Linked DNA regions of Homo sapiens: region 1 is linked to region 2. Evidence: chromatin loops called from intact Hi-C (ENCODE). Cell type or tissue: K562. All regions are shown on one strand. Links, peaks and the distances in the headings refer to the core of each region. The heading gives the core; the rest is flanking DNA.

Region 1 (5,380 bases), core at 65-5,064, 290 kb before region 2:
GAACCCGGGAGGTGAAGGTTGCGGTGAGCCGAGATCAGGCCACTGCAGTCCAGCCTGGGCAATAGAGCGAGACTCCGTCTCAAAAAAATAAATAAAAAATAAAAATAAAAATACAACTCCCCAGGCCGGGCGCAGTGGCTCACACCTGTAATCCCAGCGCTTTCGGAGGCCAGGCGTGGTGGCGGGCGCCTGTAGTCCCAGCTACGCGGGAGGCTGAGGCAGAGAATTGCTTGAACCCGGGGGGCGGAGGTTGCAGTGAGCCGAGATCGCGCCACTGCACTCCAGCCTGGGGCTGGGTGACAGAAAGAGAAAAAAATAAAATTAAAATAAAATAATAATTTAAAAAAACACCAAACAAACAACAACAACAAAAACTCCCTGTACTGATAATAGAAATGTAGGTAAGCATCATTAAGTAGTTCTGTGGTATTAAAAACAAACCAGGCTGATGATAATTTAAAAGATCTAAGATCATAAATATCCATTAGTATGTGTGTGCCTGGCACTCTTAAAAAGAGTGAACAGGCTGGGCACGGTGGCTCACGCCTGTAATCCCAGCACTTTGGGAGGCCAAGGAGGGAGGATCACGAGGTCAGGAGATCGAGACCATCCTGGCTACCACGGTGAAACCCCGTCTCGACTAAAAATACAAAAAAAAAAAAAATTAGCTGGGCGTGGTGGCGGGCGCCTGTAGTCCCAGGTATTCGGGAGGCTGAGGCAGGAGAATGGCGTGAACCCGGGAGGCGGAGCTTGCAGTGAGCGGAGAGCGCGCCACTGCACTCCAGCCTGGGTGACAGATCGAGACTCCGTCTCCAAAAAAAAGAAAAAAAAAGTGAATAGAGCTCTTTCCCTTCGGCGTGCCACTGAAGATCCTGGTGTCACCATGGGCCGCCGCCGCGCCCGTTGTTACCGGTATTGTGAAAACAAGCCGTATCCAAAGTCTTGCTTCTGCTGAGGTGTCCCTGATGCCAAGATTCGCATCTTAGACCTGGGAAGCAAGCAAAAGTGGATGAGTTTCCTCTCTTTGGTCACATGGCGTCAGATGAATATGAGCAGCTCTCCTCTGAAGCCCTGGTGGCTGCCCAAATTTGTGCCAATAAGTACATAGTAAAAAGTTGTGGCAAAAATGGCTTTCATATCCGAGTGCGGCTGCACCCCTTCCACGTCATCTGCATCAACAGGATGTTGTCCTGTGCTGGGACTGACAGGCTCCAAACAGGTATGGGAGGTGCCTTTGGAAAGCCCGCAGGGCACTGTGGCCAGGATTCTCATTGGCCAAGTTATCATGTCCATTCGCACCAAGCTGCAGAACAAGGAGCATGTGATTGAGGCCCTTCGCAGGGTCAAGTTCAAGTTCCCTGGCCGCCAGAAGGTCCACATTTCAAAGAAGGGGGGCTTCACCAAGTTCGATGCAGATGAATTTGAAGACATGGTGGCTGAGAAGCAGCTCATCCCAGATGGCTGTGGGATCAAGTACATCCCCGATCGTGGCCCTCTGGACAAGGGAGGGCTTTGCATTCATGAGGGCTTCCACTGTGCTGCCTCCTCTTAATACTCGCCGTAAATCCTACTTCCTGTCCAAAAAAAAAAGCAAAAACAAAAAAACAAAACCAACAAAAAAAGCAGTGAATAGAAATGAGGAAATTGAGACAAAAGGCGGATACACAACTTAGCCAAGGCTACAAGGAAGGAGTCGGGATAAAGGCGCTGTGCACTGTGGCTGCAATGGGGCCCAAAACTACCGAGCTTCTCACTTTCAGAGGAGAGGACCACCCACCCCCGTTTATAAATACTTTTGCATTTTCACATGCCTATTTCGCCTACATTGAGTCCTTAAATAATATTTAGCCAATTTATCTAATGATGACTGTTATAATTTAACTTTATATTTATATTAACTCCAAGTTTCTAGGTTGCTAAATGAATTTTGTTGTTAAAATGTTTACCATTTTTTTTCTTTTGAGACGGGCAGGGCGGGGGAGGGGTGGGGAGCAGCGCCGTGTCTCGCTATGTTGCCCAGGCTGTTCTCTAAATCTTGGGTTTAAGCGATCCTCCCGCCTAGGCCTCCCAAAGTGCTGGTGTGAGCCACTGTGCCCAGCCAAAATGTTTACCTTTCTTGAATTATTATATCAATTTACCTAATTTGGGGAAGGAAGATGTTTCTTTCTTTCTTTTTTCTTTTCTTTTTCTTTTTCTTTTTTTTTTTTTTTGAGACGGAGTATCATTCTTGTTGCCCAGGCTGGAGTGCAATGGCGCGATCTAGGCTCACTGCAACCTCTGCCTCCCGGGGTCAAGCGATTCTCCCGCGTCAGCCTCCCGAGCTGGATTACAGGCATGTGCCACCACGCCCGGCTAATTTTTGTGTGTGTTTTTGGTAGAGACGGGGCTTCACCATGTTGGCCAGGCTGGTGTCGAACTCCTGACCTCAGGTGATCCACCCACCTCGGCCTCCTGGAGTGCTGGGATTACAGGCGTTAGCCATCGCACCCAGCCTGAGACATGTTTCTTAAAATCTTTTCTGTTGCATAGAGTCTTATAATTACAGAGGAAATTACTTCCTCTGTAATGGTTTTGTGGTTATGGTTGTTTTGTTATGATTCTTTGGAGAATGAGATGGAAAACATATGATGTATACCCCAAGAATGTATTTTATTCCATTTTCTTTTTCATTATCTCAAAATTTTAAAGTATTTTGATCTCTACTGTTCCACACAAAGCATCAGTATCCAACATAAGTATATTAAAAAATGAAATTATTTAATGAATGAACAGATGAACCGACTGCATAAATTAATGAAGCTTTCACAAGTGCAATAGACACAAGGGGGCGGTGGCTCACGCTTCTAATCCCAGCACTTTGGGAGGCTGAGGTGGGCGGATCACCTGAGATCGGGAGTTCGAATCCAGCCTGACCAACATGGAGAAACTCTGTCTCTACTAAAAATACAAAATTAGACAGGCGTGGGTGGCGCATGCCTGTAATCCCAGCTACTCGGGAGGCTGAGTCAGGAGAATCGCTTGACCCCGGGAGACAAAGGTTGCGGTGAGCCGAGATTGCCCCATTGAACTCCAGCCTGGTCATCAAGAGCGAAACTCCATTTCAAAAAAAAAGAAAAAACGGAAAACACACAGGATGATATTTTTCTTTAAAAATTAAAAAAAAAAAAAAAAAAAAGGCCGGGCGCGGTGGCTCATGTCTGTAATCCAAGCACTTTGGGAGGCCGAGGCGCTCTGATCACCTTAGGTCAGGAGTTCGAGACCAGCCTGGCCGACATGGTGAAACCCCGTCTCTACTTAAAATACAAAAATTATCCGAGCGTGGTGGCAGGCGCCTGTATTACTAGCTACTCGGGAGGCTGAGGCAAGAGAATTGCTTGAACTCGGGAAGCGGAGGTTGCAGTGAGCCGAAATCGCGCCATTGCCCTCCAGCCTGGGGGACAAGAGCGAGAATTCGTGTGTGGGGGGGGGAAGAAAATAAGCCTCCGAGCCAGCCAGGAGTCGAACCTAGAATCTTCTGATCCGTAGTCAGACGCGTTATCCATTGCGCCACTGGCCCGTCGTTGTGGGTCTCTCGATTATCTATTCTTCATTAGGATCACTAAGAAAATAGTTGGTTTGCAATACAACCAGGCGTACATTGAACAAGACTGTGGATTCTAGCAAAGCGCGATTGTCTTTGTGGTCAATTTAAATAAGTTTCACTCCCTTCAGATATTTATATTTATAAAGAAATTTTCTGCTTTGGAACATCATGTACATAATAGAGTTACTGTCGTTGACATTTGTTTACTTGATGTGCCCACTTCTTTCTTTTTTTCTTTTCTTTTCGTTTTTTTTTCTTTATGAGACGGAGTCTCCTTCTGTCACCAAGGCTGGAGTGGAGTGGCGCGATCTCGGCTGACTGCAACCTCCGCCTCCCCGGCTCAAGCGATTCTCCTGCCTCAGCCTCTCGATGAGCTGGGATTACAGGCGCGCGCCACCACGCCAGGCTAATTTTTTGTGTTTTTAATAGAGACAGGGTTTCACCATGTTGGCCAGGCTGGTGTCGAACTCCTGACCTCAAGTGATCAACCTGCCTCCCAAAGTGCTGGGATTACAGGCGTAAGCCACGGCGCCCGGCCTGGGAGATGTTTCTTAATGTCTTTTCTGTTGCATAAAGTATGAAATTATTTTCTCTGTAAGGATTCTTTGGTTATGTTTCTTTTGTTATGGTTCTTTGGAGAATGAAATGGAAAACATATGATGTGTACCTCAAGAAAGTATTCCATTTTCTTTTTCATTATCTCAAAATTTTTAAAGTATTTGGATCTCTGATCACTGTTCCACACAAAGCATCAGTATCCAACACAAGTATGTTTAAAAAATGAAATTATTTAATGAATGAGCAGATGCACCGACTGCATAAATTAATGAAGCTTTCACAAGTGCAATAGACACAAGGGGGCGGTGGCTCACGCTTGTAATCCCAGCACTTTGGGAGGCCGAGGCGGGCGGATCACCTGATGTCAGGAGCTGGAGACCAGCCTGGCCGACATGGTGAAACCCCGTCTCTACTAAAAATACAAAAATCAGCCGGGAGTGGTGGCGCGCGCCTGTAATCCCAGATACTCAAGAGGCTGGGGCAGGAGAATCGCTTGAACCCGAGAGGCGGAGGTTGCAGTGAGCCGAGATCGCGCCAGTGCACTCTAGACTGGGCGAGAGAGCAGGACTCTGTCTCATTAAAAAACAAAAACAAAAACAAAAAGCGGGTACATCAATGATAGATAATCGACAGACGCAGACTGAGTGGCCAGTAGTCAAAAGCGCAACCGAGGGCCAGTGGCGCAATGGATAACGCGTCTGACTACGGATCAGAAGATTCTAGGTTCGACTCCTGGCTGGCTCGGGTGTTAATCTTGGCTTTTTTTTTTTTTTTTTTTAAGAAAAATATCCTGTGTGTTTTCAAACTGATGACAGAAACCGGTTCTTAAAGTCCTTTGAAAGAAAATTCATCTGATCTGGCTCTTCACCTTGCACCGTACTGCTGCACATCACAATCGTGACCTTTAAGTCTGGTTTAAAGTTAAGTATCAAACTGAAATTTGAGACCTTAAGTCTCTTCGGAAATTGCTTTTTTTCTTTTTTTTTTTGAGACGGAGTCTCGCTCTGTCGCCCAGGCTGGAGCGCACTGGCTGCATCTCGGCACACTGCAACCTCTGCCTCCCGGGTTCAAGCAATTCTCCTGCCTCAGCCTCCCAAATAGCTGGTACTACAGGCTGACGCCGCCAGGCCTGGCTAATTTTTTGTATTTTAGTAGAGACAGGGGTTTCACCGTGTTGCCCAGGCTGGTCGCAAACTCCAGATCTCAGGCAATTCGCCCTCCTTGGCCTCCCCAAAGTGC
Region 2 (5,380 bases), core at 220-5,219:
GGTGACTGCAGTCCCAGCTACTCAGGAGGCTGAGGTGGGAAGAATGCTTGAGCTGGAGAAGTGGAGGCTGCAGCAAGCAGAAATCGTGCCACTACACCCCAGCTGCTCCCCAGCCTGGGTGACAGAGCCAGACCCTTAAAAAAAAAAAAAGTGTCAATCAATCATCTATAGTTTCACCTTAACAAACGAGAAAAATAAGAGTAAATTAAATTCAAAGTAAGTGGAAGAGAACAAATATTAAAGAGCAAAAGAGAATGAAATAGAAAAACAATAGAGAAGATCAATGAAATCTAAAAACCAGTGCTTTGAAAAGATGAATAATATTGATAAATCTCCAGTCGGACTGCTCAGAAAATAAATGTAGCAGGAAAGAAACAGGGGACATTTACCTAGATTATACAAAAAATAAAAGAATATTTTGGATAATATGCCAATTAATTTGACAAATTAGATGAAATATATCAATTTCTCAAAAGGTAGAAACTACTAAAACCCACTCAAGAAATAATCTGAATTGTAATATAACTGTTAAAAATATAATTTATAATTAAAAACCTCTCTAAAAGAAAAATCCAGGCCTAGATGGCTTCATTGGTGGAGTCTACCAAACCTTTAAAGAGGAAATAATATCATGTGTACATAAACTTTTCCAGAAACTGGAAAAGTAGAGAACACTTTCCTACTCATTTTATGAATTGAATATTAGTTGATATCAAAACTTGGGAGGGATGAAGGGAAACAAAGAATATAAATGTATTTATTTCTACTGAACTGTACACTTAAAAATGGTAAAGATGGTAAATTAAACATATATATTTTACCTCAATAAAATAAGCTACCATAAAAAATAAAAAATGAAATAGCCCTACCTCAGCAAAAACAAAGTGAACAAACACCAGATCACAGTTTGAGAAAAAAAAAAATTACAAACCAATGTTCCTCATGAAAATAGGTGTAAATATTCTTAACAAATGTTAGCGAATTGAATCAGCAATTTTTAAAAAGGGTGATATGCTGCGACCAAGTGGGATTTATCCTTTGAATGCTGAGAGGACTGTGCCTTTCTTTTCTTAAAGGTGTCATTTTCCATCTCTATAAGGAAAGAGTAATTGATACAGAGTAAGATGCTTTGATTTCAATACTCAGTAGCCCTGTGAATGTACAAAGTTCTCTTATCCGGACATTTTTCTTATTGTAAAAGTGGGTGGCAGCACCTCATGGAACTGTTCTGAGAGTTACATGAGATCCTGAATGTGAAGGCATTTTCTAAAATGTGAAATTTAGAATAGTTAGATAGTAGCATTATTTTTACTGGTTCAATATCAATGCCATACCACTCCTTATTTCTTCAAACAGATAACAAGGTATTACAATCATCTTGTAGTCTTAAGGAAGAGTGGGAACACTTCAAGTAAAAATACAAATAAATACATATACTTTGCTTGAAAATTTGAAAGAGAGAAGAGCTAAAAGAAGAAAACGATGAGGAGCTATGATTCAACACCTCAGATAAATTAGTATTAACTTTTTTGTTTTTACACAACCAGTTTTTAAATGCGTAAGTATGCAATGGCATATTTTAGCCTGTTTTTCCATTTTTAATTTTCCAATTATATAATTAATGCAGTCTGTTTTTCCATTTTTAATTTTCCAATTATATAAATAATGCAGATTGTTTTTATGACAAATGTAAAGAATACAAAAGTAATCGAAATTGATATTTTAATCTCTCACTTACATTCCATTTTGCTCTTTTGTTAGATTGGTGAGCGTCCCTTCGGATGTTTTTAATGGACTTTAATTTGGGGGTTCATTCGATATAAATAGAACTATTTATGTTCGCTATTTTGTGGATTAAAGTTTACACACATTTCCAAGTAAAACGATAAGAATCTAATTCTTTAACAGCTGCATAGTACCCTGTGATAGGAATGCATCACACCATTCCCTTACTAGTTAGCATATTTACATGCTATATACAAACAATGCCACAGTGGACATCCTTGCATCGTAACTATGTAAATCATGTAAATCACCAGCTGTTTCTGCCCATTTTCCACTTTGATCAAAGTGCTGATTTCCCACAAGTTATGCAATCTTCCAAAGTGTCCAGGGCTATCGGAAGACAGGCTGTTCAAAGGCAATAGATAAGTGGGGGCCGTAAGTTAGGGTCTCAGTCCACTTGTTAATTAGCAAAGTTTAGTTCCAGTTGCAGAGACTCCACTGCCAGAGCTCAGACCACAGCCTACTTCCGGGCGCCGACGGGAGCTCGCTCACTGTTTACTAACGTGAAGTTTGTATTCTTTGTTTGGAACGCTGATGATGCTCATCCTCACGCGGGAGTACTCTCATTCCAGTGCTCTTGTCCAGGTGGCACAGGAGGTTGGCTTTTTTTGCTTTTTTTTTTTTAACCAAACTCTCGTTGTACCTGAAAGTTTGCGTTCAACTCACAAAGCCCATTTTCTTGTACCTAGATAGTAATTATCCTGATTTGCATTTTCTCATGTCTATACCGTGAAAAAAAACGTTGTGATTCTGTGTAGTCGTGGCCGAGTGGTTAAGGCGATGGACTAGAAATCCATTGGGGTCTCCCCGCGCAGGTTCGAATCCTGCCGACTACGAGTTCGAGGTTTTAGATAATTAACAACAGAAAATTTAGAAGAAAGAAATTTAAGCCAACTCACGTGTTGCGAACTGAATTTGTTTGGTACTTCCCCGATCCTGAAACCCCACAACAATGGAGGGTGGAAGTTACTGAATACCTACTATTTTCATAAGATTATGGGTACCTTAATTAGCAGATACCTAGTCATTTTCCCGTTAGCGGTACCTTTGTACGGTTCTTGGGGACGCCTCTCGTTTCCCTGCCTTCCAAACCCTCCTGAAGCCTATACCTGTTACAAGTCTTGATAGTGCTTTCCTCTTCATGGAAATTTAGTCCTAGTCAGAGGTCCAAGTCTTTGGTCAATTATCAGTTTCTGTGGAATCAATGGTTCAACTGCTTTGGTCACCCGGTCTCGCTGGTTGCAAATGACTAGAAACACTGTCAGAGATCTCGACACCACCACAATCGAAAGACCAGGCTGTCCTGACAGACCCCGTCGTTTTGGCTTAGGCGGCAGATTAAAGTGTAAATTCGCCAAGTATAATCAATTTAGTAGAATACAAACTTACAGACTTAAAAAAGTGGGCAAGAATACTTAAGTTTATTAGAGGTAGTCAAAACTCGCTGACGCAGAGTTCTTCCTCGTTAGTATAGTGGTGAGTATCCCCGCCTGTCACGCGGGAGACCGGGGTTCGATTCCCCGACGGGGAGAAAAGTTGCTTTTTGCATCTTCTGCCCACTGATGGCCCCTACCTGGCTCTGAGAGCAGAGCTGCGGTGGGACCCCTCTGCCATTCCTCCTTAACTGCCAATGGACCCTCTCGACTTTCCTCACTCCTAAGACCGCTGCTCTGATCAGAGAAACATTCCAGTCAATTCTGAAACCTCAAAGTCACAGTTACTTTAAGGCCCATAGGAGAATCTAGGTTTAAATGACACAAAATGTACTCATTAAAAGTTAACGAGAATACAGTTGTCTAGCATCTGCCTCTTATTTGCATGGTCAGAAAGCTCATGTAAATGTTCAAGTCCTCCATCCTTCTAGACATCAAATCTTGGAATGAAGATATCGACAAGGCCCAGCTGGGGGCTCGTGTATGCCCCAGCTGCAATGGCTGACCTGGGCAACTCCAAACTATAGAATCCACAAGATGTCGATCAAATGTATGAGGGAAGATGACAAAGTGGCCACAGACTTTTGAGGAGATTCCCAAGTTTCAGGAGCACATGAGGAATGTCAACACTGCTGCTTTCAACAATATCTGAAGCTTCAGGCAATGTGTTAGTGAATGTATGTCAGATTTAAAATAAAAATTGAGCTACCTGAAATGGGGGGGGGGTTACTTAAAAAGCCATAGCAATCAGGACAATGTGATACTTGCTCAGGGGGTGTAAATTGGCTCAATCACTTGCGAGAATGACTTAGCATTATATATTAAATCTTGAATGTATACATGTACTGTGACTCTGTAATTCCACCCATAAGTATATCTCTCCAACAAAAATATTTATTTATATTCACTGAAATACATGTACAAGAATATTCATGGCAGCACTAGTTATAATAGCCAAACTGGAAACAATACAAATGCCTCTGTGGAGGAATTGGACTTTAAGAAGTGCCTTGACATCAGGGGCTGATTTCAAAGAGTGGAGATAGTGGAAAGTTGCCTGTCAGAGCAAGAGCAAGGGCATTTAGGGGTTGCTAAGACAGAGGAAACTCAGAATAAAAGTGGGCAAGAGGGGTGAGAACATTCCTATATTTGGCACCCTGCTAGCTTCTCTTTTGTTCCATTCCTTCAATCTCCTGGCCTTTCTCCTCTCTTCCGTTTTCTTGTTTTTCCACATCTTTTCGTCTTCTCCCTCGACCTTTTCTTCCCAACTTTATTCTGTATGAGAACCAAAGTACTGAGTGTCTGAAGTTACACTGTTTCCTGAATCTACTGTAAAGCCCAGATAAGTGTTCTTGGTCTTTGAATGTGCTGGAGAAGATAGGAAGAATAGACTGGGGCCAGAGAACTTCACCTTGAATTTTTCTAAGCTGTAAGATGAAGACATTTAACAAAATCAATAGAATAAAAATAATAAGGGCTTGGCAGCCAGAGGCTAGCTTTAACATCCACTTCCTGTGGTTTAATAAACCTTTCCCATTCTTGGGCTCTCGAATTTTTAGGCCGAGAAGATACAGTGTGTGTGGTACTGTCTACAAACCAACGAATTTATATTGAAGCTACAATCACAATCATTGTTATTGCTGCAAAACAGGTAATGCCTTGTTGCTGTTGAATGACAGTCCCTAAACTTGGGCTAACAAAACACTTAATACACTATAGGCAAAATCTTCACACACCAGACAAGCAACTTAGACTTATCTACAGAGAAAACTCGATGGAGTCTGACTTCGATTCTCAGAGCTTGTAGGTGAGGAAAAGAGAATTGCCTTCCTCAAATCAGGATTAACGTTAGGTGGTGTTTACACCACAGCAATAGATTCTCTCTTACTCGAGACACGGTTGTCTCGGATGTTGGAGGAGGAGGAAAGTAATGGACTCAGAGAAAGAGGTAAACTACAACGCAGGGTTAATAATGATGATGACAGCTAGAATGCAGAGTTCAACGCAGTGTTACCAAAGGAGATGACACAATTGTAATCCAGGAGACTCAGTTGCCTTTGGGGTGCAATTAGAAGGAAACTATTTGGGAGAAGTCAGGCTAAAACCAAACCGTAGCCGACAGGATTCGAACCTGCGCGGGGAAACCCCAATGGATTTCAAGT

The links. Hi-C counts contacts between places; a loop is a spot of excess contacts. Peaks named below come from ENCODE experiments on the same cell type or tissue, not always from the same donor. Only the 100,000 strongest peaks of a DNase experiment are listed, where the experiment ranks them.
Region 1: it touches region 2 in a loop (2.3-fold over the local background); 2 of 110 quality-filtered maps call a loop at or near these places.

Annotation. Positions count from the first base shown.
Region 1 is chr6:27,210,361-27,215,740 of GRCh38, forward strand. TRR-ACG2-2 (tRNA-Arg (anticodon ACG) 2-2) reads right to left here and starts at 3,556; the gene lies at 3,484-3,556. TRR-ACG2-3 (tRNA-Arg (anticodon ACG) 2-3) reads left to right here and starts at 4,813; the gene lies at 4,813-4,885. It also overlaps the pseudogene RPL10P2. RefSeq lists an enhancer at 4,783-5,283. In K562, for the core only: CTCF peaks have their summits at 2,812 (motif pointing right) and 4,417 (motif pointing right); DNase peaks (open chromatin) are centred at 3,561 and 4,841; H3K4me3 peaks cover 2,147 bases.
Region 2 is chr6:27,500,500-27,505,879 of GRCh38, forward strand. It overlaps TRS-AGA2-4 (tRNA-Ser (anticodon AGA) 2-4), which reads left to right and starts at 2,540; the gene lies at 2,540-2,621. It overlaps TRD-GTC2-7 (tRNA-Asp (anticodon GTC) 2-7), which reads left to right and starts at 3,245; the gene lies at 3,245-3,316. TRS-TGA4-1 (tRNA-Ser (anticodon TGA) 4-1) reads right to left here; the gene lies at 5,329-5,380. RefSeq lists enhancers at 1,951-2,230, 2,411-2,460, 5,143-5,222 and silencers at 3,261-3,380, 5,333-5,380, 5,343-5,380. In K562, for the core only: CTCF peaks have their summits at 3,339 and 5,125; DNase peaks (open chromatin) are centred at 2,252, 2,762 and 3,342; H3K4me3 peaks cover 1,945 bases.